2 separate regions of the Mus musculus genome follow, and region 1 is linked to region 2. Evidence: chromatin loops called from intact Hi-C (ENCODE). Cell type or tissue: left cerebral cortex. All regions are shown on one strand. Each heading gives the region's core, and the rest is flanking DNA. Links, peaks and the distances in the headings are about the cores only. Region 1 has its middle 16 kb from the start of Hoxb13. Region 2 overlaps Hoxb3 (homeobox B3).

Evidence for each region. A loop is a pair of places that touch in the nucleus more often than their neighbours do. Peaks named below come from ENCODE experiments on the same cell type or tissue, not always from the same donor. Only the 100,000 strongest peaks of a DNase experiment are listed, where the experiment ranks them.
Region 1: a loop joins it to region 2, with 2.1 times the contacts of the local background. A loop is called at or near these places in 5 of 42 quality-filtered maps.

What each region holds. Positions count from the first base shown.
Region 1 is chr11:96,170,524-96,186,319 of GRCm38, reverse strand. No RefSeq gene overlaps it. Among named protein-coding and RNA genes, the nearest start is that of Hoxb13, 16 kb to the left of the region's middle. In left cerebral cortex, for the core only: no CTCF peak of the experiment used is centred there; no DNase peak of the experiment used is centred there.
Region 2 is chr11:96,332,504-96,348,299 of GRCm38, reverse strand. It overlaps Hoxb3 (homeobox B3), which reads right to left. Exons shown (of 4, transcript NM_001079869.1): 2 at 7,149-7,236; 3 at 3,604-4,200; 4 at 370-2,754. The coding sequence starts at 4,051. The coding sequence ends at 1,901. It overlaps Hoxb3os (homeobox B3 and homeobox B2, opposite strand), which reads left to right. Exons shown (of 4, transcript NR_155303.1): 2 at 1-6; 3 at 1,411-1,473; 4 at 5,075-5,266. Among named protein-coding and RNA genes, the nearest start is that of Hoxb2, 11 kb to the left of the region's middle. In left cerebral cortex, for the core only: no CTCF peak of the experiment used is centred there; DNase peaks (open chromatin) are centred at 5,473, 5,653 and 6,043.

The DNA.
Region 1 (15,796 bases), core at 7,809-10,308, 160 kb after region 2:
TGCAGTGGTAGAGGAGGGTGCACATAGGAGCAGAGGAAGGGTGCTCTTTGTGCCATGCTAGACACCTGCAGATTCTGCCTCCTTTGTCATCTCCATCTTGGTTGCCCACCCCTCCAGACCAGTGCTACCATTCCTATGGGTTCTCTAGGCTGGGGAATTACCTTCCTCAGAGACACAGACTGAGGCTTAGAAGGAAATACACCATCTTGCTCTCACCCTGAGGCCCTTGTGTGGAGAGCCCTGGGTGTTAGGTAAGAGTGGCATTCATGGGGGCGGGGAGTTATAAATTTATAGGGACCAAGCAGAAACCACCACCTCTTCTTAGAGGTGTGACTAAGGATGTTTTCCTCTTCCGAAGAGTCACAACCCCCTCACATCTCCATCAGGTACTGGGGATGAACCCCAGCCCAGAGCTTTGGAAATGCAAGGCGAGTTCCCTACCACTGCTACACTCACCCCAGAGAAAGTCTCCTGCAAGTGTTAGGATGATTTTTTCTTCTTCAGTAATCAGATTGAAAACTTTTTGTCACTATGGGGTTTCCCTGGCCTTCTCTTGGATGGCAAAGTGACCCTCTATCTGCAGTGAGGTCTCTAGGAATGTGGGAGTCTCCTTTCAGCTCCTTCCTTCCAGATACTCCTTTTTGCCCTAATGGTGGAATTTGACTCTAAGTCACTGCTAGACCACAACCTGCTTGCTGCATAGGAAGGGCTGGGTCTGCCACCCTGCCTGACCCATTTCAGGACTGCTGTGTGCTGACACATAGACCCCTTGCCAAAGTGGATGTCTCTCCCTCCCTCCTTTTCCCATTATTGAAACCCAGTCTTGCTCTGTAACTGAAGGGGGGAAAAGCTGAAGACTTTGAGCATGCAATCCTCCACCTGCTGGGACTGTAGGCTCCAGACACCCAGACACCCAGACACCAAGGTAAGTATGTTCCATTTAATCCAAGCAGTAATATGGATGGCGGTGTGTTGCCATCCATTTTGTAGATTAAAAAGCAAACAAACACACATACACCCAAAAGCCCAGGGACATTTAGAGGTGCTGGGGAAATGGCTCGAGGTTAAGACCTCTCTTGCCCTTGCAGAGCTTAGGTCCCAGAACCACATCAAGGGGCTTCAGAGGTATCTCTGATTTTCTCAGGCGCCTTGGTGCACCTCTCTCTGTCTCTGTCTGTCTATGTCTCTCTGACTCACTCTGTCTCTGTTTCTCACAAACACACACAGACACTCACACATGCATACACACACACACTCAAAGAGACAGCAGAGCATGAAAAAGATCTTTAAAAGTTTAAACCAGACAAAAATCACGACAGAGAGAAGAGGAAGTGGGCACCAAGACCCATTCTTAACCAAAAAGCTATTTACAGTTGATGCCAGCTGGGAGAGGGGACATCAGTTTTCCTCAGTGGAGTGGCACTGGGTATATCAACCACACCCCAAGACGGCAGGAGTTGGCCAACACAAAAAGACTGGAGTCCATGTTTTGTTGTTGTTGTTGCTGCTGTTGTTGTTTGGTTTGATTTTTATTTTGTTTCAGAGTCCATGTATGTGCTTTTTGGTTGCTTGGTTGGTTTTGTTTTGTTTTGTTTCCTTAAGAGATAAAAGGATATGAAGTTAGATGAGTAGGGAGAGAGGAACTGGTGGACTGCAAAGGATGACTAAAGTATATAGCATGAAAATTAAAACTAAATATATATATTGAACTTCATATATGAGGTTTACAGCTTTGCTGTGGGGCTTGCCTTAAATCCAAGTCAAAAAAAAGAGAGGGGGGGGGGTTTAAACACTTACTTTTCACTAATTTTTCTTTCTTTCCTCCTCTCCCCTCCTTTTGCTTTTTTTTTTTTTTTTTTTTTTTTTTTTTTTTTTTTTTTTTGAGAGAGAGAGAGAGAGGGGAGTGGACCATGCCCACTTTTATCTGAACTTGAACTACTAGGTTCAAGTGACCTCCTACCCCAGCCTTCCCAGTAGCTGGGGTGACAACAAGAGTCACTGTGCCTGGCTTCTTACCTGTTCAAACATGAAAATTTTAATAATGAATAATAGAACAGAAATAAATTTCAATTGAAATTAAAAACAGGCCCAAGGTTTCTGGGTAAATTACAGGAGTGGAAGGGGGGGAGGGAAACAAAGGAATTTCTACAATACAATTAAATAATATATGCTTTGATTCCAAGATAAAAGAATCTCTTTAACATACAACAACTGTTTGTTATTCAGGGCTCCCCATGACTTCTAAAACTACAAAGACTAAAACTTGCACCTTATTCTCACCCCTTTCCAGACCCCACCCTCACTCCAGCTCCCTCCAGGGCTTTCTCCAGCAGCCGCAAGTGATCTGCCTGGAACAAGGTCCTTATAGCCGAATGCTGGGAGGTCCACAGTGCTCTACTGGCCCTGTGCTCACGTCTGCTGCTTCGCAGAGAAGAACAGCCAGTCTACTGACCCAACTCTGTCCATTCCGCTCCAGTCCTCTCCCTGAGAAGGGGTATTAGGTGAGCTCTGGGAATTTTAACCTGGACTGTCAAAGGCCCACTCCATGGGACCAGGAGGAAGTTGGCATGCTTGTGGAGCTTTCTGGGATGTGGACCACAACTTCACACGCTGCTTCCTGATAGCACGTTTTACATACAATTATACACAGACAGAAAATACGATGAAATAAATTCCAACTTTTCTCTAAAATATTTTAAGGCATTATTCACTGATTTACCCCCAAAATACTTCACCTTGGATCGTCAGCTGATAAGTATTTCTTTTCTGTTGTTTTACCCTGAGATTTTTAAGTAGCCTCTGTGTGGTTGTTGCACAAAACAAACATAAAAGAATAAATAGTTAATGGTGTCTGTGTTAGACTGGATGAGCAACTGTCTGAAAGTCCATGTATTACATTTAGTTGATATGTTATGAGAGAGAGAGAGACAGACACAGAGAGAGGAGAGAGACAGAGACAGAGAGATTGAGAGAGAGACAGAGAGAGAGAAAGAGAGAGAGAGACAGAGAGATTGAGAGAGAGAGACAGACAGAGAGACAGAGATAGAGACAGAGTGAGAGAGAGAGACAGACAGAGTGAGAGAGAGAGAGAAAGAGAGAGAGATTACTGCTTCGTGTTGGACTGAATTACTTTTAAAATCATTTTTTAGATTTGTTTATCTAATGTGTATGAGCATTTTATTTACATGTATGTAACCACATGTGTGCCTGGCGTCTACAGAGGTCAGAAGAAGGTAACAGATCCCCTGGAACTGGGCTTACAGATGGTTGTGAACCACCAAGTGGGTGCTGGGAACTAGTCCCTGGTCCTCTGGAAGAGCAGTCAGTGCTCTTAACTGCTGAGCCATCTCTCCAGCACCATAATTTTTTAATTTACCTGTGTATATACTCACCCATTTACTTCTGCAGCCTCAGGGGTTGAATTCAGGGACCCCAACATACTAGGCAATTAAGAGCTTTAATACTGAGCCCCCAACCTTCTGTACTCACGGCCTTACCCCACCTTTCTGTACCAAGCTGATGCTGATAGGGGAGTGTGAATTCCCTTCACTACACCCCCATCCCAAGGAAGGGGAGGCTGGAACAGGTAACAACCGGCCCCAGCTTTTCTCACTTTTCCCTTTGCTGCATGCCCCAAAGTGCTCTTGGATTTTGAGATCTCCTTCTTTCCCAACTCCCAGGCAGCCAAGCACGGTTATTTACTGTACTGTACGTTTCTGACAGTGTTGAAGACTGAATAATTGCTGTCCCTGCTCTGATTTGGGCTGTCTGTTCTGTGTCCTTGGACTGGTCATTTTCTCTCTGACTCTCAGCCTTGTCATCTGTAAAATGAAAGCAATCATTCTGGTCTAGCCTTCCTACAGGGCTGTTTAAAGATGCACAATAAAGGAAGGGGTGCTGGGACTGGTAGCTCAGTAGGTAGAGCACTTTCCTAACATGCAGGGAGCCCTGAGTTCGATCCTCAGTACCCTAGAAACTGGACATGCCAGGATGCAGGGACTGAAGATAGGAGGATCAGGAGTTCAAGAGCCCATCCTAATTACAAGTGACCCTGTCTCAAAACAAAACAAAACAAGTTAAAAAGAAGTAAAGACTCTGCAGAGTATGTTGCCTGTATAACTAAAGGATTGTTTCTCTCCCAGTTGGTGGTATCCAAGAAGATCATCTCTACTAGTAAGAGGAACCAGGAGACACAACCTTGCTCTGATCCCATGTCTGTGGAATTGACACACAGCCTTGTTCTGATTCCATGCTGTGGAGAAGCTATGGCACCCCCCCACACACACACACACACTATACCATCAAGCTAGGAAGAGATCTGGGCTTGATGGTAACCTGCTAGAGGAGCTGTGACCTCCTGGCATGAAGAAAAGTGCCAAGATGCCCCTGTTCTTTTCTAGACCCACCAAGGAGCTACAACCCCATCTTCCTCAGCTGGCTTTCCCTCTCTCACTCCGTCCGTCCTCTCCCTTCTTTAAAGGATGCCCAGTTTTGATGCATCAGCCACCTCAAAAATCCTGACTTTTTTTTTTTCCAAGAGGAAATGCAGCAGCCACTGACCGGTCTGGTTACAAAAGCTAAAGCAGATGGCATAAATCAGATTAATCCTCATCTCCCTTCCAAGCCAAAGCTTCACTCTGCCCAAAGCTTCCTTCCCTTTCCAGAAAGTGAGGAGATGGATCATGAATGCAGAACACAGCAGAAACATTACAGTACCAGAGAGCCCTCACATTTTTCATTTCTAAACTACACCTAGCTCATAAAAGGCTAGTGAATGTAATAAATTCTCCCCTGCAGGACATGGTTTTAATTAATTATTGGGTGATTCAAGGTGACTCATGTGTGAAACGGAATTTGTACTTGTTAATGAGAAGAGGCTCACACGGTCCATTCTGAAGGGCTGCTTGCTATCTTCCTGGAGATAGACAAGAATGTTCATTCCTTGGAGGCTTCTGGATGAGATATGATTTCCTGTCCCCCACCTCTCTCTAGAGTCTTACTTTGTAGCCCTAGTCTGGCCCTCAGATAGAGCCATCCATCTGCCACTGCCTCCCAAGTGTTAGGATGAAAAGCATGTGCCACCATGTCCAGCAATAACATGATTCAGCCTAAACATAGATCTTGTTTTCTCTGGTATGTTTCTTTAGAAAAATCTAACCAAACGTGTGTGTATATGTGCGTGTGCATGTGTTTGTCCCTGCGTCTCACTCACTTGGTCTGAAAAGACATAGAACACCATCTCTGTACAGAATAGAACCTTATGCTGAGTGAGCTTCTCTCCTCTGGCAGCCAAGGCTCTTCCTCCTTTCCTGCTGCTGGGACCTCAGAAATTTGGTTTTATCACCCAAGATCTACGTTTGCCTCCCATCTCCAAGGCTGTACTGAGCAGCCTGGACAAGTGCTTCTCTGGGAATTATACTCCTTTCTGCTCAATTTTAAAAGCCCTTTACTCTGGACTTCACATATACAAAACAGCCAGAATGAGCATGGAGTGTTGTTGTTGTTATTATTATTATTACTATTATTATTATTTAGAGCCCATAGTACTGTGGTCCACAGAACCAGGGAGACTACAATCTGGTTTTGATTTTTACATTTTTATTGTGGTGGTTGTGGTTGCTGTTATCATTATCCTGTGTGTGTGTGTGTGTGTGTGTGTGTGTGTGTGTGTGTGTGTGTGTACAGTTTGCCAGAGTTGGTTCTTTCTTTCTATCATGTGGGTACTGGAGATAGGTCATCAGGGATGTTGGTGAACACCTCTACCTGATGAGCCATCTCAATAGCCCTCGTTTCTGCCGTGTTAACCCACTTGGGGAATGGGAGAACAGGGGTAGCTGAAGCTATTCGTCGGAGAAGAACCTGAAAATACAGAAGGGAGGAGTGTGACTTTGAGTCTTGCTATCTGTTTGCCAGCTTCTCTGGTCTAAGTAAAAACAAAGCCCATGGAGGCAGGGAAAGAAGGGGGTGTCAGAGAAAGATTTGGGTCCCTTTCCCCAGCTAAAGAAGAGGGACCAATTTCAACCTTGCATATGGGTTTCTGAATGGCATAGCAGCTTTTGTCTCCTTTGCCTCTTTTAATTTCCTTGCTTGAGCTGGAAGCTAGATTTTCTTTTATTTTTTAAGTAGAAAAGAGACTGGATTCCAATCATCCCTTATTTCCTTTGAGACCCTAAAATTCTGTCTTGGCTCATACCTGAAGTTACCTTGAGGTCTTCCAAATAAATGGTGGGTGAAGTCTTTGCCTAGCTGAAGTTTTGAACCAGGACGGACTCCCACACTTCCAGGAGTCCTCCCACCCCTGCCTGCCTTCCCTACTCAGTGTCAGGAATAAGCAAACCCAAAACAAAATGAAATAAAATCCTCTTCCAATCGTTAGTCTACTTGAATTTTCAGCTTCAATGGGAAATAAATTTAAATTTTCAGAGTGTGCAAGAGTTTAATAAATGAAAGGGGTAGAGAGTCTCTTTTCCAAACTCAACTGCTTCAAAGGACACCCTGGACAGTGGCCACAGCACAAACAGAAAGGGAAGAGAACACACAGATGGGACAGTGTACACGATGGGACAATGGGTCAGCCGGCCACAGTAGCAGCCATGTCATCCTGCTCAGAAGATCTGAGCCAGCCTTAGACAGAGCTCCTTAACACAAGAGGGGTTAAAACCATCATTTCAACCCAGGGCACTGAATCCAAAGAACACCCTCTACCAAAAAAAAAAAAAAAAAAAAAAAAAAAAAAAAAAAAGAAAAGAAAGAAAGAAAGAAAAAAGAAAAAAAGAAAAAAAATGGACGCAGCCTATGACAGACATGAGGACAGAGTGTGGGGAGAAGATGGCTGGAAACTGGGGTTTAAAGATTAGGAAATTTCAGAGCCCCCAAGTAGGGGGAACTCACCACAAGGGAGTGGGGCAGGATGATGGTGGGGCTGGGATGCTTCAGAAGTCTCCGTGCAGCGGCAGATATAAATCACTGGGCTCAGCATCCAATAGCTTGGCCGCCTTAGGTGCCAAAATAACCAACCAGCCATGTCTGCCCAGTACAGAAGGAATCAGCTATTGTTTGGCCTTCCTTCCACAGAACAACAGTTGGCCCGCTGGAATTTTCACTCTCTGAGCAGTCGTTTCTGGGATCCTAGTCCTTACCTGGGATGGATACCCCTCTCTCTGACCCAGGAGTCAGCTTACAAGAGGGAGCTATTAGAGACTGACAAAAAGGATTTTTTTGTTTCTTGGTTATAAACACACGTAGAATTGTTTATTTTTTTTAAAAGTCAGTTCTGATATTATCTCTGTCATTGGCTTAGCCCATAAACAGGGCCAGAGAGCTATCTACATTGGTTTTTGTTTGTTTGTTTGTTTGGATGGTTTGGGTTTTTGCCTGTACTGTGCTTGGGATGAACTCAGAACCTCATCATAATACTGAATTACATCATAAGACTCGCAAGACCCACAGTTTTAAAGTCCTAAAATTCCACTTTAATTTTTGTCCTCAGGCGTCAGTCTTATTCTTGGTCTCCCCTGGCATGGTGTTACAAAGCCACAAGCGCGCGCGCGCGCGACAAAAATGAAGCATTTGGGCAAATAACAGACTTTCCCTTCGCCATTAAACCACGTTAGACCAGTGTGGTGGAGTTGGAGGGTAGGAGGAACTGGATTCCAGGGATCTGCTTGGTTGACTAGGATTGTTCCTTCATCTTTCTTAGCAGAACCTCCAGGGAGCGGGTGGGAGAAGCACCCTTTGGAGAGGCAGAGAAGAGAAGCTGCTAGTTTGGAGATAAGTCATCCTGTCCGTAATTGCTAAAAACTGTTGCTTCCGAGCGACTGCTCTTTGAAGGGATGAAAACCCTGGACCCCTAGGCTGTTAGGAAGCTAGTTCCTAAGTCGGAATAACATTATACTCTTCCCAGGGCTTCTTTTGGCCGGGATCTCTGGCAATCCCCACCCTGGCCCAATGCCTCTCCTTAATGTGGTCGATGCCTATTTTCCCAGTGCCCTATACCGTGCCCTCCCCCGAAAAAACGGGATTCATCCCTCAGAGTTGTTGAGGCCCTTGTGACCACAAAATTGCCTCCAAGATTCCCCGTTTCCCACTACATCTCTTCATCTTTCTCTATGCCTCGGTTTCCCTGCCTCCCCCACTTCACCCCAAGGGACTTTACAGGCAACTATCTATCCAGTCTGGAAAGGGGGAGATTCTAGTAAACTTACGGGAGAGGGTTAGATCTCAGACGCGTCCTAAATCTGCCTGCAGTGGAGTCGGAGAGAGGGCAGAGCAAGCCGAATCACAGTTCTCAAGCTTAGACCCAAGGGCACCACCAGCCATCTCCCTAAGGACAACCCACGATTGTCTGGAGCTTCCAGCCCAGCAAAGGGCCAGAGGATCCCAGGCCGCCCAGCTGGCTTCTCACCAAGTCCTCGGGTGCCCAGGACAAAAGGCCGCCTTGCTTTTGAATAATGCCCGGGAGCCCGTCTCTAGCCTGGTGCCGCGCGGGCCGCAGTGGTGGGGCGGGTGGGAGAGCGAGCGAGGGGCTTCTGGCCTCCTGCTTCACCCTCCCCAACTTTGCTTTCTCACGGGCGTGGGGGAGGCAGAAGAAGGAAGCATCGCGGACTCCGGAGTGTTTCTTCCCATTAGGGACTTGGTGAGCGCCAGATCCCATTCAGTGTCTCCATTCCAGGGCACTCCCAGGCGCCAATCCCAAGACAGTCCCCGCTTCCGCAGTTGACTGGAGAGATCCAGCCCTCCTACACCCAAGTGTTTCCACCAGTGGGCTCTGGAGCCCCAAGGCGAAAAGCTTAGAAGTGTACTGCCAAGACGTTCTAGAACCAGGGAAGCCCCGCAGGAAGAAACGGGTTTCAACTTGAAATAGAACTGTCAGAAACCGAAGGAATTTTTGGTGTAAACGGCACAAATAATTTGTCCTTCCCACTCTTTTGTCTGTGGTTTCAGCTATAGAGACCTGATCTGGGGATAAGCAGAAATTGGTATTTATCCCCTCTCCTCCGAACAAATCAGTTTACACAATCTCTCAGTTTAGGCACTGTTTTGAATTAATCTCTGCAAAGTCCTTTCAGAGAAAAAAAACAAGTGATCAAGTCAATAGCCTGATTTTTTTTGTTTGTTCTAATTATCCGAGCAAAGCCCACATTTAGTCGTAAAGATCGTAGAGATGAGCTCTTAACAAACAGGAAGGTAGTTAAATGAAACCTTTTTATATTGTCGAACTTGTTCTCCTTTACCGCCTAAGTATTAGAAATAAACACCACTAAAAACAACAATTGGCTTATTTTAACCTATCGTTTAAAATGGATAACGCGTGCTAAAGAATTCCAAAGTTAAAATGGTTCATATGTTGATAAGGAAAGTAACAACTCACTCACTATCTTAGCTTGGGAAGCTAAGGCAGGATTACCACGAACTTGAGGCTAGCCTCGGTTACACAGTGAGGGGTGTGTGTGTGTGTGTGTGTGTGTGTGTGTGTGTGTGTGTGTGTATAAGGAGCCACTGTTCTCAGAGTACAGGCTTAGCAGAGATGGCTGCTTACCACATTATACTTTACCTTTCTTTCAAAACCCTAAGTCTGAAGCATGGATGGATGCCTTTCCCCTTTAAAGGGCTCAGCTTTACACTAATTTACTTGATGATGGATGGGGAAGTAATTAGAATGTGTTCTTGACTTTCTTTTCCCTTTTCAACATTCAGCTACATTCTAGACTCTAAGGACTGAATAAAATCGAGGGGTCCGCATAAATAAAATTTTCATTGGAATTGGACACAATAAGCATTTTTGTAGGCTCTAAAGCAGTTTGTAACTTGCCATGGTAGCACATGCTTATAACCCTAGCACTCGGGAAGAATTGTTGCCACAAGTTTGAGGCTAGCCCGATGTGGACACATGTTTTAAAAAGGCAATCTATATTCTTTTTTTTTTTTTTAAGTACATTTGTTTGCTTTTGTGTGTGGGCATGCCATGTGGCCTGAAGGTCAGAGAATAGCTCCCTGAAGTCCGTTCTCCCCTCCCATAGTAGGGGTCCCCAGCATTGGGGGTTGCACTCAATTCTTCAAGAATGACAAAAGCATCTTCGCCCACTGAACCCTTTCACTAGTCCGGCATGTTCTTTTATGGAGAACTATCCCCATCCCGTTTTCCCAATCAAAAAGAAAAAAAATTGTTAAGTAATTTTCGTTCCTATGATGTGTTTGCTGAAATGTGAAGTTTGGGTTTGGTCTACAGAGACTGTGTTCATGATAGAGAGAGTGAAAAGTGTCTCTATGTGTGCTAGAAATTTTCTGACAATTTTTCCTGGGAGGTGGAGGTCGGGTTGGAGGAAGGACAAAAGGATGTGCTCTTTGAATTATGGCGCTTTTTAAATTATTATTATTAAATGAAGAGAGAAGTCTCATTTCTCTTTTAGCATTTCTTGCTGTCTCTGACTCTTTAAAATTGAAAGACATGGATAAGTCCCTTGGTGGACCATAATGGCAAAATGCTTGTGGCAATCTTGAAGCCTTTACGGGTTACTAGCCCCTCCGAAGGAGCCTCCTAAAAAGCCCTGGAAGGAGATAGGGCTGGGGTCCTCAGGATCATCTATCTCTCCGTGTACCCGGATGGAAGGTCGCGGAGATTCCCCCATTGGACTCCAGTTCTCAGTGAAGGAGAAAGAACGCGTTCGCCAGCCCTCCATTCAGCCCTCCATTCACGTACGTGTTCTCTGAGAGTGGGCAGCGTCTGAGGATGGGGTACTCGGGGAGTACGGGAGTACGACAGCAAGCATTGGGCTGGAGTGCCAAGTCCGCGAGGCTAAAGTTGGGGTGCAGTAGGAAAGTTAAGATTGAAGGTGCCGCGTGACTCCAGGAAAGTTTTCCTGCTTTTCTGGGCTCTATCCCCAAAGAAGCCCCCTATTACATTGGGGGTCCTTCGCCCCCTCCAGTTGAGGACCAACTGCCCGCCCAAGCTTTGCCAGGATGGGGAGGGGGATTTTAGGCTTCAGCTTCGTATTCCCCGTACTTTTAAGGAATTTTGAAAGACAAAATATTTTGTCTTTCCTCCTCTATGCAGGGGGAAAAATGTAGAAAATGGCAAAGAGGAAAAGAGATGATTCAGGCCTTGCAGAGCCCTGGGTTCTGAGCGGGGTCTACTCGGGCAAGGAGAGGTGCCAGGCCAGGAGTGCTGGTTAGGTTAAACTGTGGGCAAGCTCCAGGGGTTCTGCTTCCCAGTGTTTCCATTACAAATCCCCACTGTCGCGCCTGCGCCTGGCTTTTTACCGGGGATCTATAGCCAGGTCCTCATGCTTGCATCTTCCCAGGACCCAGGACCTGTCATTACTATTTTTAAAAAGCTCTCCCAGGAGTGGCCCTAAGGTTGAGGATGGTAATTTTTTACCAAAGTGACATTTAACTTTTTTGGTCCTGTTATCCAGTTCAGTTATTTTAAATGGGAAAATATTGTGATGTAGCCAAATAACTGTTTGAATTAATATAAATTCAATTGCTTGAATTAATATAAACTTCATTCTTGGGGATGATAGTTCGGAGAGTAAAGGGATTGTTGCATAAACCTAACAAGCTCAATTAGATCCCCAAAACCTATATGGTTGAAGGAGAAAACACCCCCAAGTTGTGCTCTGACTACTATACAGGCGGTGCGGCATGCAGAAACATAATAGATAGATAGATAGATAGATAGATAGATAGATAGATAGATAGATAGATAGATAGATAGATAGATAGATTTTTTTAAAAACCTTTTTATTTGTGTATTTATTTGTTGGTTTCTTTGAGACAGAGTTCCTCTCTGTGTCCTCAACTATCCTGGAACTTTCTCTGCAGATCAGGCTGACCTTCAACTCACAGAAATTAGCATGCCTCAGTTTCCCCAATGTTGGGATTAAAGGCATGCACCATTGGTGGAAAAAAAAAAGCATACCTGGGCCATATGCAATACGCACCTGTCTGGGGAAAAAGGGGCCTTTCTAAGACTGAAGAGTTTGACATCCCCACCCTCAGGTCCCACCTCTCCTCCTTGTGGATGCTGCCTCCCTACAGCCCATTCTGTCTCTCTAAGCAGAAACTCTCTTCAAGGGTCTCTCCAGACCCCTTCTCCTTTCTCCTTGGAAGGGGAATTTGGGAAGGGTCTGCCTGAGGGTGGAGCAGTGTGCAAGGGGTGGTGGCACTTTGGTTGTTTGAAGCAAAGAGCCAAAGGGAAAGAGTAGCTTCCTTCTTTTTTTAAATGTTTATATTTATATTTATTTTTATTTATTTGAATTGGTGGGAGCATGAATGCAGATGCCCTTGAAGACATGAAGAAAGTGTCAGGTTTTCTGGGGAGGCGTTACAGATGGCTATAAGCTGGTGTGGATGCAGAGAATCGAACTCAGGTCCTCTGAGGCATCTCTCCAGCCCCAAGTCCAGTTTTCTAATGGCAGCTCCCTCTATCCTGGCTAATGGCCTTTGAACCCCAGACCTTGACCAATATGGATTTTTGTGGACACACCAGTATACCATGGAAAAGCACGATCCTATTTCTCAGCAACCAGTTTGTCTCCGTGTAGGCATCATCTATCTTGTCAGTCAAAACCTACTTAGTTGTGCAAAAGGACAAAGAAACAAAAGGACACGAAACGGAAAATGGAATTTGGTTGTTCGGCCTGGGCGGACAGCCCAATCCCCAGGGGACTCAGGGATGGGCTGAGAAGGGTTTAGAGCTCATTTCTGAAATCACTGTTGGCCTTCTCTGACATCAATTTCTCCTTTCTCTCTTTTAGTTTTTACTGTTTCCTTGAGCTCTCCAGAGAGGCTGCGTCTACGTGGGCAAACCCAGTTATGGCTGAGAGGAGGGCACGGGGACTTGGGATGCCACAGAAACTTTATTCCGAGCCAGAAGGTGCTGTACTGGAGTCCCCCGCAGACTAGGGAGAGAGACACATCCCATTCGCCCCCCTCAGCCCAGGGGTCGGAGAAAGGACAGGCAGAGCAGCCTAGAAAGGCAAAGAAGTTAACGATGTTTGGTCGTCTGGGGGCTTATCAGCGCTGCTGGGGTCAGGCGGCGGCCGAGGCGACACGAACGAGAGCGGAGGCAGACGCCTGTCAGGGCTGGGGCTGTACAGGTGAGGAGGGGCTGCACAGTCACCCCCAATGACCCCGTCGGCGCGACAGTCCAGAGACTTGGGTCTTGGGATGTGCCTTTTTGGAACTGGCAGGTGAAAGGAAAAGGAAGAGGGTGGCTGGTAAATGATTAACCCTTTCCGGGTCTTGAAGATGGGGGAGGGTGCTTGCAGAACAACACAGGAAGCAGGGCGAGTCTCTTCTTTCCTCCACCCGCACATCCTTCTAAACCCTTGAGTATCTGATCTCTCCCTCCGCCGCTAGTTCTCCGGATTCCCTCAGAGTGGAGGGAGAGTGGCTCAGGTGGGGGTCAGAGGGATGGGTAAGGGAGCTCTCTTTTATTGGGAGCAGGGAAAGCCTTAGGCAGGTTCACACAAGCCGGAAAGAGAATTAACCGAGGGTGGAGTACACTCTGGGAAACCCCTCCTATCAAGTATGAGCTTCAATCCCGGGCAGCAGGTGACATTGGCCCAGTGGCATATGAGAAAAGTTCAGGGTCCCCTAGTGTACTCCCACTGTTTGTAGGCTCTGTCTTTGGCAAGAAAGGACTGAGGCTGTAAGCTGGCTGGGGTGGGGAGAAGAGGGGGTGCGTACAGGGTTGGATTTCCAGACCTCCATCCCCACCCTCCACTGTAGAACTGGGTGCAAGCCTTACTGGAGTGTCTTCCAGCCGCGAATCAGGGATTCTGACCTCAGCGCCATCATGCCCTCGAACTGCAGGGTAAACACCCTCTAAACTCTGGGAAACTGGTGGGACAAGACCGTCCAGGGGGTGGACAAGGAGGAGGAGGGAAGGGAAGATCTAAGTTCTCAGACAGAGGGAGGACCAGAAATTCTCTCATCTTGTCAGTGGCCTTCCATGGAGACAGCATTGCCTTCTACTTGAAGCAGAAAATAGAGCGTTATGGTGGCTGGGTGTTTGTGCCCAGCCACAGAATGGTTCACAGGAACATCACAAATTAGAACAAAGAATAGTTAGGAGGTTAAAGAATAGCGAGAAGTCCGGTGAGAGAAACAGAAAAGGCAGATTCCAAGTCTCAATTGTTGAGAAACACTCAAAGGACTTATGTGGAGGGTTAAGGGCAAATATAGGCAATTTTCCCCAGGACAAGATTGGAGGTCCTCACTTTTAGAAGGGAGACTCAGGAAACTCAAAGGTAATGGTGGCTGTGGCTGTTTCCTAGTGTTGGAGATAGAGATGGTGATAGAGAGAGGACTGTGTGACTCCTGTTTCCTCTCCATGCCCAGAAGCAGGGAGAGACCCTTAGGTCAAACAAACCAAGATAGAGCCCACTGCTCTCTACCCACCCCGTGTCAGACCTCATCTCCCAAGCACAGGACCACAGCACGTCATGTTGTTCTCTTGTACCACAGTTTCAGTGTTGATGGTTGATGCTGGATTCAAATCCTTTTGGTTATATGCCTAACAACCCAGCCCAGCCCAGAACCCATGAACTCAAAAAAGTATGCATTGTGCCTCGGGCTTTCTCTCTGATTTTTGTCTGAGATGTACAGAAAGCAGGGCCTCTTGCTCTCTGGGTCAGTTCCAAATAGGTGAGAGAGAATGAGAGGGGAGCTACTGGAGAGGCTGAGACTCTTGCACACACACACACACACACACACACACACACACACACACACACACACACACACGAAAAGCAAAGGAAGGAAAGAGCTTTTCTGTTGTCATCCCCACTGTATCTCTACACAATAGGACATTCAGCGGTGAGTGCATTGCAGCACGGTCAAGCAGCTGGAACCCGGCTACCAAATTACTCAAAAGAGCAATTTGGCAGGAAACTCTGGTCTTTCTAAAATTTGAGACATCTGAAGTTCTCCCCCTTGGAGTCTCCCGCTGAACTGGTTGGGAGATTTTCTACACTGAAACTGCAGTAACTGTGTGAAGATTGCAATGGGAGCCAAGGCAGAGTGGAGGTGACCCGCTGCTGGAACGGTGCAGGCTGTTCCCAGAGTGAAACCAACTCTGTGTGTGCAGGGCAATTCAAACAACCATTTGTGGCTGGAGGCAGGTCCTACTTGGACCTGGAGTCACCGCTAAATTCATTCTGGCTGCTGCTGCCAACACACACTGGTTTGTGGATGGAAGCGGTATCCCCAGGTCCTGTCCTCAGGTTTGGGGCACAGAGCTTGAAGGCTGGCATGAGGACGGCCAATTCACGCTCTGGGCGGCTTTGTCAAGAGCGAAGCAGGAAGAGATTCGAGAGGAAAGAATTTAGGATCAGGCGATCCATCCTAGCCCTGAGTATTTCTACCCAAGTCCACACTCTTTCCTTTCCATTTAGGGAGAGGATCTTCCCCACCTCCCCACCCCCAATCCCTCCGCTTGGGGCGAAAGCCTGGCTTTTCTGGGAACCCTCTGGGCCTAAGCTGCACGGGGCCAGGGGATCAGAGGCAGGAGGTCGCCAGGAACTCCCGCTGAGCACAGGGTCGCAAGGTCGTGAAACAGCTGCTACTGGGATCTAGGCCCCGCGTAGCTTGCAACAGCAATTCTGGCTTATGTAGAACAAACTGGTGCGGTCTAAAACCAGTCCCGGTCAAAGTCATGTGAAGGGGTCTTCCCTTAACATTCTTTCTCTAACTAACCACCCAGGCCTCCCTCTCTGGAAGGGGGGTGGCTGCAACCCCCTAATCTTCCCCTGCAAAGATGGGGAGAAGGGACCTTATCCAACCACAACCA
Region 2 (15,796 bases), core at 4,883-7,382:
TAATAAGCTAGGTTTGGGGTTGCCTGGATGTAAACAGAGGGGGTGCCTGGAGGTGCTGGTCAAAGGGACAAAAGAGGCCAGTGACTAAGAAAAACAGACAGGCAAAGAGCAGACTTAGCCCAAGATTCCCTCCCCTCCCTCCCGCCCCCCAAGCTTGTTGCTTAAACCTTAGCTGAAGAACTTGGCAGAATGGTCCAGACTGGTACAAATGTCAAAAACTGAGTTGAAAGCAGGAAACACTAGGAAGGGGAGACAGCGACCTGAGCAGTGAGCAAAGAGCCTGGGGAGTGTCACCAATGCCCTCCTGCTAGGGGACATTTGGCCACTAGAGCCTTTTTCTGCACCCTGAACTGGACCACCATGACAAGATAAAATTAATAACAGAAAGTTTATTCAAGAATTGTTTTGACAGACAACTCTTTTAACTAAGGGGGAAAAAAATAACTACGGAAGAACAAAGAAAGTTCCAAGAGAGAATTAACTTCTTATCTCTACAAATTCGGGACTATACAGTGACATTTAGGAGCTGAGTTCATGCCTTTTAGAACTAATTACAATTCCTCATATGTACGAGTTTAACATAAATCTACAGCTCTTGTCTAGAATACAATAAAAACTAAAATAGCTGGTTTTACATGACAGGAAACACAACAACCTTTATAACAAGTAAATACTAAAAAAGTACATTTTTCTTTTTTTTTTTTGTCCCTCATATAAATACATAATGTAGGGGGATAAATAATACAAAAAAGAAAATATTTTAACAGGCTATAACCAATAAATATATATGAAAATGTTCACTAGAACACACGCTTTTTGAGCGAAGCTGGACTTTCTGCAGGCCCAGACATCTCTCACAGTTGTTTTTTTTTTTTTTAATATCCATTAAAATGTAAACTCCAAGTGCAACAAGACTGTCCTGTCAGGAACTGGAGCAAGGTCCACAGGTCCAGCTGCAGCACCTGCCAGGACAGACAGTTTGTTCAAATATACCCTGTTTTCACGTTAAGTCAAGAGAAGAACAGAAGTAAAAAGAAAGTGGAGGGAGTGGGATGGGGTGGGAGCTGAGAGACTGGAGAATGGGCAAGCCTCCAGTCCTGACAACTTGCCTGCCTTAGCCTCTTAACTTTTCTTTAAAAGAAAAAAAATATATATTTATTTATATTATAGGCAGCTCTGACTTTCAGGATATCTTACCATCCCTGAGCCCTCTGAAAATTGTAATCAATAGGGGTGGGGTGTAGATATGAATGTCCTTAGAGCAGAAAACCAACCGTAGGGCCATAGTAAATGATAGATATAGTAAGAAGCCTAACAGATGGGGGATGGGGGGAGTTGAAGCTTCAGGGAAGTAGGAGAGAAACATACTTTGTGCCCTTCGATTTAAATGTATTTTCTTATTTTTCACAGGGAGACTGAAAGGGAGAACAAAAAAAATCAAGATTTTGGGGAAATTACCCACAGAGATGCAAGGTAAGTTGATTGCTTGCTGATAGCCAAGCCATTAAGTGTTGAATGTGCTTCTCTGCCCTGCTTGCCTGTCTTGGCTCCCTCTACCCGACTCCACGTCACCTCTCCAATCTGAAATTCCCACTTGGTAGTGCTGGAACCCTGGGAACCCTGGGATTGATGTGGTCCCGTCTCCAACCTGCTGTGGATTCCTTTCCAAGGGTTGTTGGCAGACAGATGGAACCAGGCATGGAGGACTTAAAAGACAGCCCCTGGGGGCGGGGAGGGGGCCTGGGAGCTGGGAAGGCACCCCAGGCCTGTTCTGTTTCTGGAAACCTGGCGACAACCCCATCCCACACCTCTTTCAGGACTCTAAACCGCGCCCATCCCCCAAGTCCGCCGTCTCCCTGGCCCTTAACCTCACCCCTCCCTCCCCAGCCCGCCCCTCCCATCACAGGTGTGTCAGTTTGGGCGCTTCTTGGATTCTACCCTGAGGCGGTGCGTGGTGAGAGGAGAGGTCTGTGTACGTGGGGTGAGGGTCACAGGGTCCATGATGCTGGTTGGGGCCCATAGGGGCCGCCCCGTTGTAGTCCAGGTTCCCCGAGGGGTGGTGGGAAAGGTGATTGAGGCCGTAGAGGGAGGGGCCGGCAGGGGGCGGCAGCGGATCCGCGTAGCCACCCCCGCCCACATACACCGGACTGCCCTGCATGGTGGGCGTCCCGTAGGCGCCCCCGTTAGCTTGGAGGACGTGGGGCTCATACTCCGACGCCGGGGTCGGGGGGTACTTCTGTGGGGCGCCGCAACCCTTAAGAGGGGGCTGGTAGTTGGAAGGCAGCGCGTAGGCATTCTGGTGGCCTTTGCCGAAAGCTGGTGGGGACGGGCTGTCGTAGCTGGGGGTCATGGAGTGTAAGGCGTTCATGAAGCCGGCCGTGGACTGCATGGGCTGCGGGGGGCTTCCGGCCGGAGAGGGACCCCCAGAGGACGAGGCCAGCCCCTTGGCCTTCTGGTCTTTCTTGTACTTCATGCGACGGTTCTGGAACCAGATCTTGATCTGGCGCTCGCTGAGGTTCAGCAGATTGGCCATCTCGACCCGGCGCGGCCGGCACAAATAACGGTTGAAGTGGAACTCCTTCTCCAGCTCCACCAGCTGCGCGCTTGTGTACGCCGTGCGCGCCCGCTTGGACGCGGCCGACCCCGGGGGGCTCTTGTCCCCTCCCCCGCCGCCGCCGCCGCCCCCGCCGCTGCTGCCGCCGCCACCGCCGCCGCCGCCGCCACCACCGCCGCCGCCACCACCACAACCTTCTGCTGGACCCGAGGGGGGAGGGGTGGGAAGGGGAGAAAATGAAATAAAAGATAATTACTGAACACGCCGAAATTGAATGCATCGTTTCTTAATAAATCCAGGCCTGGACTCGGAGGCCCCGCTGCCCTCCCCTTCGCGTCCCCACCTCCTCTACACCACCACCCCCCCCCTTCCTACCTCCCGTCGCATTAGCGGACACTCTATAATAGTGGCATTTATTAAGAGACCTGTTCTCCTTTCACGGCCCCAGCTTATGAAAATTTGATCATGTCAAACAGACAGAGCTGCGTGGCCATTTATTTAGGGCTAGGATTTTGCGTGTGCGCGCACCCTCCCCGTATATCCAAATCCAAGTCTGAGGTGATTCCTCCCTTCTGTCCGCCCTCTTTACAAGACAAGTGACTGAGAACACCTTGGGAGGGGGGCGGGGGGGGGGAGACTGGACACTGGTGGGCAGGGCCTGGATGTGTGGCACATAGAGGCTCGGGTGGCTGCAGGCCGGGACCCCAGGCTGCCTGAGCGATGGTGATTAATACCTACAATAATCATACTTAATAATAATCTATCCTTGATGACTCTGTGCCTCCAGGCGGTGCGGCCTTGGGAAGGGCTGTAAAGCCAACCATCCCACCTCCTGGAAACTCTTGGAAGCCCAGATGGAGGATGGTTGGATGGACTGGGTGTTGGTCAGGTCAGAGGTCATCAGGTAGTGAGAGGTAGCTAAAAAGCACTAGGCAGCCATCTAATATTGTCTCCAGGCCGCCTTGTGGGCGCCTTGGGGTCGGATGCTATAATAACAGTGAAATTCCTGGGTTGGACAAAAGCTGACTAGGAAGGCAGAGAGCTGGTACCTGTGCCGGGGGAGCTGTTTTTCAGCTTGGACGTTTGCCTCGACTCTTTCATCCAGGGGAATATCTGTTTGGTGAGGGTGGAGTTGGAGCCGGCACCGCACTTGGGGGGGCCGCTTTTGCTGGGCCCACCCCCGTTATTGCTGTTGCTAGTGGTACTGGTAGGTGCGGCGCTGGGTGGGGGTGAGCCCGGAGGTGCGGGCAGGGGCTCTGGGGCCAGGCCTGGCCTCATGCAGCTGCCATTGAGCTCCTTGCTCTTGGCATGTGGGGCGGCGTTGCCCAGGGACTGCAGAGAACACGCTGAGCGCTGGTAGTCACCCTCCAGGTGCGTGGCGGCCTGAAAGGGGGGCTGGGGAGGCCCGTCGTAGCCGAAACCATTGCTGCCAGGGTACGAGGAGTAGCCTCCGAAGAGCGCAGCTGCGGTGTTGTCGTAGTAGGTGGCTTTCTGCATCGCTGGGCGAGGCCCGGGCAGTGGGTGGCAACTTGCAAGGGCCTGATACCCTCACGACCGGACATTGGCACCCCTGGGGGTCACGTGACACGCCGGACCCCCCTCCCCTTTCTGCCCCCCTCCTCTCGGGTCTGTTCCAAGCGGCTGACCTGCGGGGCGAGAGAAGAGACAGAGGGGAGAAGAGGACTGGGCCTCGAATCCATCTTAGGAACTAAAAAGGGAACTGACATCAATAGTTTTTTTTTTTTCTTCTTCTCCCCTCGCCAGTATCTCTGCAGCAGACGCTGAGACCAAGTATCTAACCTGACTTGGATGCTTCACACTTCAACTTTAATTTTAACGGGAAAAAGAAAACATCCATTTTCATTTCCATTTTTTTTTAAAACAAAATCAAGACTGTACTCCTTCGAGGACCGCTTAGGAATAGAACACCACTGCTTCGTGGACCATTGCCCCTCTCTCTGGCACCCCGAAATAACCAACCCCTGGCCTCTTCTACAATTTTTCCTTAACCTCCCCCACCCCCGCAACTCCCCAACCCTGGGATGGGGCAATCCCAGGGAGAGGGCACTATTAGACTCTAAAGTAGAAGCATCCCAGAGGTCCTCCTTCCCTTAGGGAGGCCTCTCTGCTTCCAGTCTTTCTTCCTTCCATATCTTTCCACCTAAGCAAAGTCTAGCCTGGAACTTGCAGATCTTAGACCCAAGCCAGAATGAAAAGCAAATTCATCTGGGACTCTTCCCTCCAAGATCATAGCAGCCTAAGGCAGAAAACTCCTGAAGATTTTTAACCCCAGAGGCAGTGGAACCAAGTTCCATCCATCTATGTCCCATCTGAAGGTACCATCACCTCCAGTCTTGACTCAGGCAGGCCTGGGACCTAGCAGCCAGAGGCCCCTGTGGAGCGTCCAAATGGACCATGCTTGTTTAGATTTCCCAGGCAAGACCAGTTGGTGCTATGACCATTTGGCTTGGGTTTTCCCCACCCCCAATCCATAACAATCTGTTTTCTTTTATTTCTCAGGGAAAAAGAAAAAGGAAAAGGAAAAACTGTGCATCTGCTGGAATCTCTTTTCTACTGAGATGGGGGAAATTATCCAGGATGAGAAAGACTCACAAAACAATTTGAACACTATTCTTCTCTGGATTCAAAGGGGAGGCTGTTTACTGAGGTTCCCAACAGCAAAAAATAAAATAAAATAAAATTATGGTCACTATTCTAACACAGTCTTTTTAAAGTGCACCCGAAAAATAAAGCTGGACCGTGTCAGGAGGTTTTGTATTTGTTCTGAGATTTCTGACTCTTTCTCTGTCCTCTCCAGTCCTCTTATGGGTACTTCCCTAAAACCTCCAGTCTGATCCTCTCTGTGTCATGTGCTTTGAGCAAAACTTAAACTATCATTCAGCCCAGCTGGTCAACTCCAAAGAAAACGTGGTAAAAATAAAATGCAAAAAAAACTTCAGGTGGGGTGAACCCCTCCCACACGCAAACGCTGCCCTTATGACACAGATCCCTGTACTTAAAGGGGAGATGATGTAGCCCTGAGTTCCAATTGGTTTCTGGGAAATTTTTGTTTCTGGAAATACACACGGGTGTGCAAAAGCAGCAGGTCCTTCCAGGGAGGACTGGAGTTCAATTGACCAGGCTGACCCAATCCCTTTATTATTATTACCATTAGCCTCTGATGATTTAACCAAAATTAGCTTCGGAGCAGCCCTGGCTGAAAGGGAGAATTAATTAACCGACATCAGTTGAGTTTGTTATTAATAGATAGAGAAGAGAATGAAATAAAAACCTTGGAGGGGGTTAGCTGGCTGATCCCTGGCTTTATTTAGTCTAAATGATTGTTACAGCAATAATGATGATAGTGATAACAACAACAACAACAACAACAACAACAACAAATAAAAGCCCAGCATTTGACTAGACGCCTGGGGCCGAAATTTCTGTCGCTCCCCCAGCAATAAGCCCGAAACGAAACCATCGCAGGACAGAGGCCAGGCGAGTGTGGGAAGCGAAGGAGCCAGAGACGTGATAGGAAAGAATGGAGACTCCTCTGGCGGTGAGACAAGGCCAGGAAGGTTTGTGGATTCGGAGAGCCTCCAGCTGCCGCTGCTGGCGGACTGTCTGCGGCGGCGGTGGCCGGCCGGCGAGGAGTTACCGACCTCCTGCTCAGGCTCAAGGAGGCGAGGAGAAACTGATCGGGACGCCGAACTGGTTAGCGGCGGCAGGTTCCAAGCTCACCAGGCCGGGCCGGGGCCGAGCTCCACGGCAGCAAGTTTGGCGCAGGAGGTAACCGAATTAAAAGGCGCCTTAGCAACTCTGCTCCGGGACTTTGCCTAACAGGGCTCCAGGCTGGAGGGCGCAGAGGCCTGGCTCAATGGGACAGTGAGGAACCCGAAGGTGCCCTGAGGATCTGAAATCTGGGATCCAGAAGAGGGGGTGGGGAGCAGCTCTACCCAGCCAAACAAGTCTATTTCCCTTGCCTCCATGTTGGAAAAATTCAGGCTCCATACGGCTTCTCGGAAGGGTGGGATGGAGACAGTGGCTCTGGGCTTACCCTCTGGGTCTCGCTAGAGAAGGGAGGCAAGCCCCCCTCCAGAACCCCACCTTTCCAGGCACACTCCTGAGAGAGCCGAAAAGGGTAACAATAGCTGGAGAAACCCCAGGAGAGAGGATAGGCCATCTTCCAAGACTTTAAAAAAAATAACGAAAGGAAGAAAAAAAATAAAAGGATAAGAAAGGGAAAGAGGAAGATTTGGCTCTTCTTAGCAAACGGGGGAGAGGGGATTCAGCCCTGGATCTGGCTGCTAGCAGAGAAGAGAGAGGAAAAGGAGAAAAGCGGAAAGGGAGAGAGAGAGAGGGAGGGAGGGAGGGAGGGGGAGAGAGAGAGGGAGAGAGGGAGAGAGAGAGAGAGAGAGAGAGAGAGAGAGAGAGAGAGAGAGAGAGAGAGAGAGAGAGAGTCAGTCGCTGCGTGGAAGGAAGCTTAAAGCTTGTGAACTCTTCTTGAACCGAGATTGGAGTCATATGGGCCATAAATCATTGAGACATACTCTCCGCCATTCACAAACTGATAGCCTATTTCAGTCCAGCTTACCTTAGCCACCGACGAGGGGAGAACAGGCAGACATAATATATATTCACATCGAGCCCCAGCGCGAGCGGCAGGCGAGAAATCTCCCCTCCTTGAAGGCAAAGGAAAAAAAGACCACTGTTTAAAGCTGCGTCGCCCCCCCCCCTCCCCAAAGCCACCCCGGCTAGGGAGCCCGAGGGGCAGACCGGCCAGAGGAGCCGCGCGGCGTCCGCTTCAATTCACTCGGCTTTAGAGCGGGGGGTGCGCAGGAGGGAGGGGTAGGGGAGCGGGGGGGAGAAAATAGCAGACCGAAAGGTGCTGGGCGGCTCGGCTCGCCGAGAATCCGGCTCCGGGCTCCAGCTCGGCCAAGCCGCCACAGTGTGGTTGCCCTATAAGACTGGTACGCCCTACTCTCCGTAACAATGGCCTCTGCTTTTGCACAGGGAAAAAACCACACACACACACACACACACACACACACACACGCTCGCCCCCCCCCCCACGTCTCCCCTTTAGCCAGCATAGATGCCTGATAAGGAGGGAAGGTGATTGTGGTGATGAGAGATGGGGGGCGCCCCCCCCAAATAACAGTGTGAAGCAAAGAAAGTAGAAGGTGTTCTTGTCTTGTTTTGTTTTTTTAAACAGGAAAATTTTTTACATTGAGATGGGGAAGAAGAGAACAGCAAAATGCAAAGAAAGCTGGTGGAGTTTACATAGTGCCCCCACCGTATTCAGGACCCCCCCCCATTGGACCATTATGCTAATTCGAGAAATGGCCTCTGGAGACCTAGCCAGAAGCTGGCTTGACTGGGCCAGGGGTGCTGGGTGTCTCTCCTGCTCACTCACAGGAGGCCCACGGAGACGTCTTCTTTTTTTTTTAAGGTAGACACTCCTGGTGGTTGAGTCCCTGATCTCAGTCCCTGATTCTTCTCTCCTCCCCACCCCCTATCCCCTAGTCTCTAATGGGGGAGGGGGGACAAAGCCAGACTTTTTCACACACACACACACACACACACACACACACACACACCCCTTTTGAGAACAGACAACTAGCGGTGAGGGATGATTAAAAAACCCAGAACATCTTGCAGGGGGAGTGGGGTTGGAGAGAGGGTGACAGAAGGAAGGACCCTGTGGTTTTACCAGAGCTCCAGACAGCCGGTCAGGAGAAGGGCTCTAGGAACTTCAATGGGTCCTTTCTGTTAAGATTCTCACCTCAGGACGGGCAGAAGGGGCTAAGGGGTGAAAAGGACATTTGTATTCCGGGAGAAGATGAGAACTCCAGACCGGCTTCATTTTGAATGTACTGGCAGACAGGAGGATGACCATCACTACTCAGATCCAATCTGTCTCTCCACCATCACCACCACCACCACCACCACCACCACCGTGCTCTGCTCGGCAAGACTCATGACTCTTGGCCCAAGTGAAGGAGCTACAAAAGCTGAAAGTTTTCTTAGAGTGTGTTTGAACAGGGCAGGCAAAAGCAAGTAGGAGGCCTGTAGGAGGAAGACAGGAGCCAAGAATGTAGGTGTCTGCAAATTTGGGCCAGGGGGTGGGGAAAGAGCCATTGGCAGTAGAGGCAAGAAGACAAAAAGAGCCCAGGCCATTTCTACAGGCTGGAGTGCCTGCCTGCTGCCTAACTGCTGACTTAGGGGGATGACACAGAAGGCAGCCGGTATCTCTTTTTCTACACGGAAACTGTTTTTTTCTACACGGAAACTGGTTCTCTTAACTTTGTAAAGACAGATCCCCGCCAGGAGCCTGTGCTTTTCTGATTAGGGCACTTGTTCTTTACCTTCTCCCATCTGGATACACCAGGACAGGCATGGGACAGGAAACAAAGGTGAGAGAGCACCAGCTATTGTCTCCCTTCCAGAAAGGATGCCATGGTCTCTCATGAGCAATAGCTCTCTTACCTCCCTCCTCCCTCAAGGCTCTTCTTTAGGGGTGGTAAAGGGTCAATCAACCCTTGGCTTAGGGCCCCACTGTCTCTAAGCCCAACAAATCAGGCCAAATGGGCTGGAGCAACTGCTTTCTCTGGGGCCCTGTTATACAGAAGGAACCTGTGGTCTTTCTCTACCCTTCAGCAACAGGAGTCACATGCAGAGCCCTAGATGGGATACCTGGGATCCTACTGCCTCCCCAGAGCTGGTGGCTTGAGGAAGGTGGGAGTTGAGAGGGTAAGTAGAGAAAGCAAGCCGGAGTCAATTTGCTGTGTTTATTAGTAGTATCAAGAAAAATATTAATGAAGTATTGGGGCTCAAGCCAAGAGCCTCTGAGTACTTGTCCAGCAACTGTGATATGAGATCTACAGGGTTAGATGCCAAAGAACCTGAGGTCTGGTGGGTCAGCAGCTCAGGCCAGGGAAACTTCCAGAGACTTCAGGAAATTTAAATCACAGACGATCTCCTCTACTTCCCATAAATAAAGAGATTTTTTTTTTTAATGTACTTCAGACTCTTCAACTCCTCTAAAAGCTATCACCACTGGCTAGGGATGGTTGCTGTGGAATTGAGAAGAAACCTGGTCACCTTTGGGACTGCACAGCTCTGCCTAAAGGGATAACAAAAGAGCCTACGTGTCACCTAGCCAATGCTGCCGGCAACAACAGTGGCCTGGATTGCACTGATTGCACTGGGGTGGTGGGAAAGAGTATGGAGGAAGAAAAAAAAACCCTCTCTTTCCAAGCCTTCTTCACCCCTGGTGGTCCCAGAAAGAAGGGCATCCAGGGATGGGAACAAAAGGGCAATCTAGGAGCCAGGGAAAAAATTTTAGAGGAGATGCACCTCTGAATGTGGTAGAAGTTGAATCCAAGATACTTGTTTGGTTTCTTTATCTTTCCCCTGTCCCCGGGGCCACAGGGAGCGGCCCGACATGAAGCTGGGAGGTGACAGAGGGACAGAGGCATCTATGGGTGCTGAGAGGGTTTGTTCTGTTCAGAAAGGTGGTAGTGGCTTAAGAGTCTTTGTAAATTGAAGAGAACAAAGGCTGGATGCCAGAGCTGGAGTGAGGAGCTTGGGGCAGAGGACTTCCCGAAGGATCTGAAGATAGCCTCTGTGGACTGACAAGAGACAGGGGGATAGACTAGACGCCATGATTTAGGGGTAGTTTGAGATGGGCAAATGGGAAACAGCTTTCTCTGGGATTCAGAGAACTTGGTAACTTTGTGGGAAGGTGGAAGGGCAAGAAGAGGGAAAGTGCAGAGAATGAGACAAACAGCCAGTGTGTGCTGATAGAGGCAAAAACTTATCTGTGTAAAAAGAAAAAAAAATGGGAGAGAGCATCCCTCTTCACAAGCATCCTTTCTGTCTTTGTAGAGACAGGGTAGTAGCTCTGCACTCTCTTCCACAACTGCTGCTAGGTACTCAGCATCGGGAGAGTAGGAGTTTTGTAAGCAATCTTTGAGTGGCGGGGACCTGATGACTGCCACCCTTGTGAATCTCAGTATGATCATCCTTACCCACCCCACAAAGAAATTCCACAAAGAACAAAAAAATTATCTCAATAAGGGAAAACACTGCTGGCTTCTTTAAAACCAACTTCTGTCCTCAGTCTTCTGGTGACCAGGGATCCCATTCTGATCTCAGGCAAGCAGGAAACTCCTCTGGCCCTGCTGGAGCTGCGGCTACAATTTAGCAATTTGCTTCTTGCTTGCCCTTGTCCCCGTTCCCTGTCCCATGCTCTTTTCTAGCTTGGCGGTCCAGTCCAACTTTGTGAATACTTTAAAGTTGAAGCTAATCTCCATCTCCTCTTAAATATTAATGAAGATTTTAAAGCTTTAGGTTTGTAAACGGAGGAAGGAGGAAGGTGTTGTTAATGAAGATGGCTTTGTAGAGTAGACATGTGTTTCCCTTGTCCCTGACTCTCTCAAAATGCTCGAGTGGGAAGGAACAAAGAAACATGGGAAGGAGATCTGAGCGCTTTCCCCAAGGCCAGTGTAGACGCAGCTGATGATAACTCGGAGGGGAGGGGGTGGGAGAAAGCCTGACCCAATGAGCAAAGAAAAGAAAATCCAGGCTCTATCCCACCCCGCCTCAGACTAGGAATGAGTAAGAAAGAAAGAACACCACATGGATCTATAAAGTCTCCTGGGTGCCAGTGGAAGACCCCTTAAACTAATACTAAGGGGACCACAATTAGCTGCAGGCAGGCTCTTTGGTCAAGAAAGATCCGTTTCTAAATCAGGGACATCTAATTTAGTCCTGGAAAACCCCACCCCTATCAGTGTGGAGACAAAGGTAGCCAGGATGGAGAGGCAGAGGGGAGTGGGGTGGGAGAGACTGTAAGTCCTGGGCAGCTGGAGGAGTAAGCTAGGGGAAGGTGGGAGATAGTGGCAAAGACCGGCTGGCTGAAGGGAAGGGCACAGTCCACTTTGAGTGGCCTGCAGGCAGAGTCTCTCCTGACTGATTGGACGTCTCTCTCCCAATGACCTTTGTTTAGTAGACAATAACTCACTGGATTAATAGCCAATCAGTGGAAGGCCTCCAAATATAAAACTCCAAAGTCAGAATGGGATAGGACCAGAGTCTGGGTCTGCCAGTCTTTCCCCCACCCCACCCACAATAACTTTCTCTCTCAAAATAGGTTTGGAGGATTGGACTGTCTGACCAGAGCCTGGGATTTCTAAAATTGAAGTTACTTCGCTGTCTCCACTTCCTGCCTCAGAATCACCAAGCCATATTTTTCCTGGGCATCCAAAAATTCCCAGAAACCCATTACCCTCCTTCTACCCCTGATCCCAAAAGAAATTGCCCTTCACATAGCTGTGCATCTGGGAAGCCATTGCCTTCTAGTTTCGTGTCTCTGTAGTTGGAAGAAGAAAAAGGAAACAGAGTGAAACAAAGTAGGGACCTTCCATTTTGCTGGCCTCAGTTCTAGTTACCCTGGAAGGACAGACAGTATGGTGCTATGGCACGCTGTGTACGTCCTGCCTTCTCCCAGATAAAGAAGGTCTAACTGTCCAGGATCAAGGCTGAGTCTGTGGTGAAGCTGCGCCTGCTTCCACAGATTCTAAACTGTGATCCCACATCCAGGTCTTGGCCTAAGGTAAGAGGAACCTCAGATGCTTGCTTCTGGACAACTCCAGCCCTGACTTAGCATCTTAACAGGGAAAGAGGCTTGTCTGGTGAAGCTAAGGCCCTGTGCCAATCCTGGCTCACCCCATCTAGCTAGGCCTCTATTGTCATTGCTCTTGACCTGGGTGTCCATTCTGTTGAGAACAGGGATTCCTTCAAAACACATAGTCCAGAGGACTTAATTTCTAGAGGTACAGGCAGAGACAAACTCCGAATTTTGCAAACAAATCATGCAATAACTTCTACAGTCAAATAGCCACAGAACTGCCAGATACACAGGAAGTTACCCCCCAAGCAGTATCCCACAGACGAAGAGATGCTGAGGGGCACCCAAGAGCAGAATGGGGGAGAACTTGAAGTGTCTAGTCCAACTCTGCTATTGTAGCAGAGAGGGAAACTGAGGGCCACAGTGGAAAATAAATTGATCTTAAGCTATGCCTGCTACAGGCTTGAGCCTTTAATCATGGCAGCTTGGCTGTGTGACTCGAAGTTGAGCATTCTTTGGGCCTCAGTGAGCCCCTCTTTAAAACCAAGCTGTTTGTATGAAGGTGAAGGAGCAGACTAAATAAATGATCTCCAAGGTCCCCTTTCAGGCTGAATATTAGTAATTATCTATATCCTAATGTAAATGTGAGTAACGGCAAACAATAATAAACTGAGTTCAGATGATAAGTGCACCAGTGCCATTATTATCAGATGCAAAATACTTCCTCTTGGGAATTACATGTTTCCTCAGCTACCACTGAGCACACATCCTGGTCTGGGTCCTCTCTCGCCCCACAGAAACAGTGGGCCTCACTGCTCCTCTTCTGAGTGGAGGATGGGTTGTTTTCTACGCTTTTTACAAAATCAAAAGTGCTATTTTTGGATGGATGCAGCAGTCTGAGTAGTAAATAATTAATTTGTATAATTAGAAGAGGAAGGCTTCAACCTAGCAATTTTTAACCAGGCATCAATAAGCCCATTGTACCAGCCTGGCCTTCTCACCCCAACCCCCCCCCCACCTCTGCCCACACACCTACCAGTTTCCAAAGTTGCCCTCTCCTCTCCGATCCCTCAGTTGACAACCAGCATTTCCAGGATAGCCAATGTGTGTGTGTGTGTGTGTGTGTGTGTGTGTGTGTGTAGGGGTGGGAGTGGGGGGTATCCTCAGAGTCAGAGTCTGCTCCCATCCCAACCAAGTTCCTTTCTCTGCAGTGTCCCCCAGAGATCCATCTGCAAGCAGCTGTCCCTCCAAGTATCATTTCCTACACACCCACCCCAGGCTGCACTGAGCGCCAGGTTGAGCTCTCGGCTCTTGAGAAACACGCAATCTACCTTCTCAGCTCAAGATGCCCCAACAATGCAGTGGGTTTGCATTTCAAGAAACTCCCATTAATATCAATTTACTTCACTGAAACCTCGGGTTCTTCATCAAGTTGATGATTTATGATAAAATCAATTAAATTACGGCCACTTAGGGCCCAGCCGCTTCCTCTCAGATTTCATTGGTTCGGGCCCAAGTGTCTGGTGGAAAAATGCAAGTTTAGCTGGAGGCGAGGAAAGATAATTCTGTGGCTGAGAAAATTTAATGCAAAACAATTTGCAGGCAAAGCCAGTGTCTGGACAGAAACACACGAGCCACTAGTTGGCCTGCGGAAATAACTATCTAGGGGTCCAAATGTGTTCTTGCCACCTTCAACATTCTGCACGTTTCCCTTATTTGTGGTCAACTGTGTGTTTATTTAACACCACCTCTCAACAGAGACTGGGAGAATTTGAGTAGCAATGGTAGGACCCAGCCCTTCCAAGACCAGACTTCAATCTCCCCCATTTCCCTTGCCATACCACATCTCCCCCTTCCCCCACTTCACCCTATTCTTAGCATCCCACTACAAAGTTACAGATCCAAAGTGAAGATCAGCCAGCGTGGGCGTGAGCAGGCAGTAAATACTGAGAGGGAAAGAGGAGCTGTGGCCAGAGGCCTGGACAAGCTGGCTTTGCTGCCTGTGACTTTTTAGAAGAAAGAAAGGCCAGGCAGGAGAAACAGTACCTCACAGACAGCATAAAGAGACAGTGAATAGTACCCAAAGCTACCCTGTTCCAAAGTACCAGGACCAGAGGACCCCCCCCCCAGTCCCACTCCTGGCTCTTTATATGCACTCAGGAATTGATTCTATGTAACTGCAACGCCAATCAGAGCACATGCATACACGCCCAGTGTTTAGGCTCACTCCCACAATACACAATCTCCACATTTGCGTGCCTGCACACTCCTTCTGCCTCACAAAAGCACCACACCCTTCGCCTGTGAAGAGATGATTCCTGGGGTCTTCTCGTATCGGAGAAAATAAATCCCAGCAGCCTAGCATCGCCTCCCACTCCAAGGAAGGCAGGCTTCTCCCCGCCTCTACTCTGTTTGGTTTTTGGTTTCCAGAGCAGGCAGATAGTAAACACAGCTTCTCTGAAAGCCATAAATCAAGCCCTCTCCTACCTTCTCAGCTTAACACCCAGCCTCCGCGTAACCTCTTGTCATTTCAGCTTCAAATAACTCGTAGGTGCTAAAGGGCTGACCCACAGTGGCAGCTGGGTTGTGTGAGCCAGGCCAGCCTCAGGTTTCCCTCACCCCAACAGCTCCCATCTCCCCCCAGAAAAAGTCTCCATCCTTCCTGAATCCCAGAGCTCCCCAAACCCTGATCGGATCTTGTCTACCCACAGGTACAGCTCCACATTCTTCCACACTCGCCCTACAACCCAGGGCCCCGAACCCCAATCTCAGTCCCACACCCCCTCCTCTAAGTTCTGATCTTTGTCTAGCATTCAGATGCCAACGTGGGGAGTGAGGGTATCCGCGACCCTCTCTCCACATTCACTGGGTCGCGGGGCGCTGGACTGAGCACCGCACACTTACCTGTGCGGTCTCAGACTAGGGTGCGAGCCGCGGCGGACGGCCGGGTGCGGGGAACGCGTGAGAGCTGATGGCCGGTCCTGGGACCCTCGGCCCGGGCTGGGGATGCGCCTGGGCCGGCCACATCCTGGTCCCTTGGCCCCGGGAGCACCCCCGCAGTGCTGGGGGTTGGGGGGGTGAGGGAGAAAGAGGCCGGCCTGCGCCTCGCCCCCGCCCCCGGCTTTGTTCAGCCTGCGGAGCCGGCCGCACAGCTCCTGCTAGGGATGCTCCGAGTAGGGCGAGCCCGCGGTCCCACCAAGGCCGGCGCCGGGCTACGAGAAACCCAGGTTGGTGTGGGACCCGGTCTGAGAGGTGACCGAGTCGCCGGGCGAAAGAAGTGGCGACTGGCAGGGCCACGGAGAAGCGCGGGGGCCTCGGGGGCGCCATGGCGGAAGGCGGGCGCACCAGCGGCTCTTCAATGTCACCAGCGAAATGGGTTCCATATGTCCGGGCCCGAAGGAGAAGGGAGGGAATAGGAGACGGTCCAGGGCAGGGCAGGAGGGGGTGGGGGGTACTGTGAAGGAGGGAGAGCTTGGGTAACAGAGGTAATGGGAAGAACTGGAGGGCCCAAAAGGATTGCTTTCTTTCTTTTTCTCCTCCTTCCCCAACTTCCCCTGCAGACCTTTTAAAGTTGCTTAGGTTCCCTTTTATTCTTTTCTTTCCTGAAA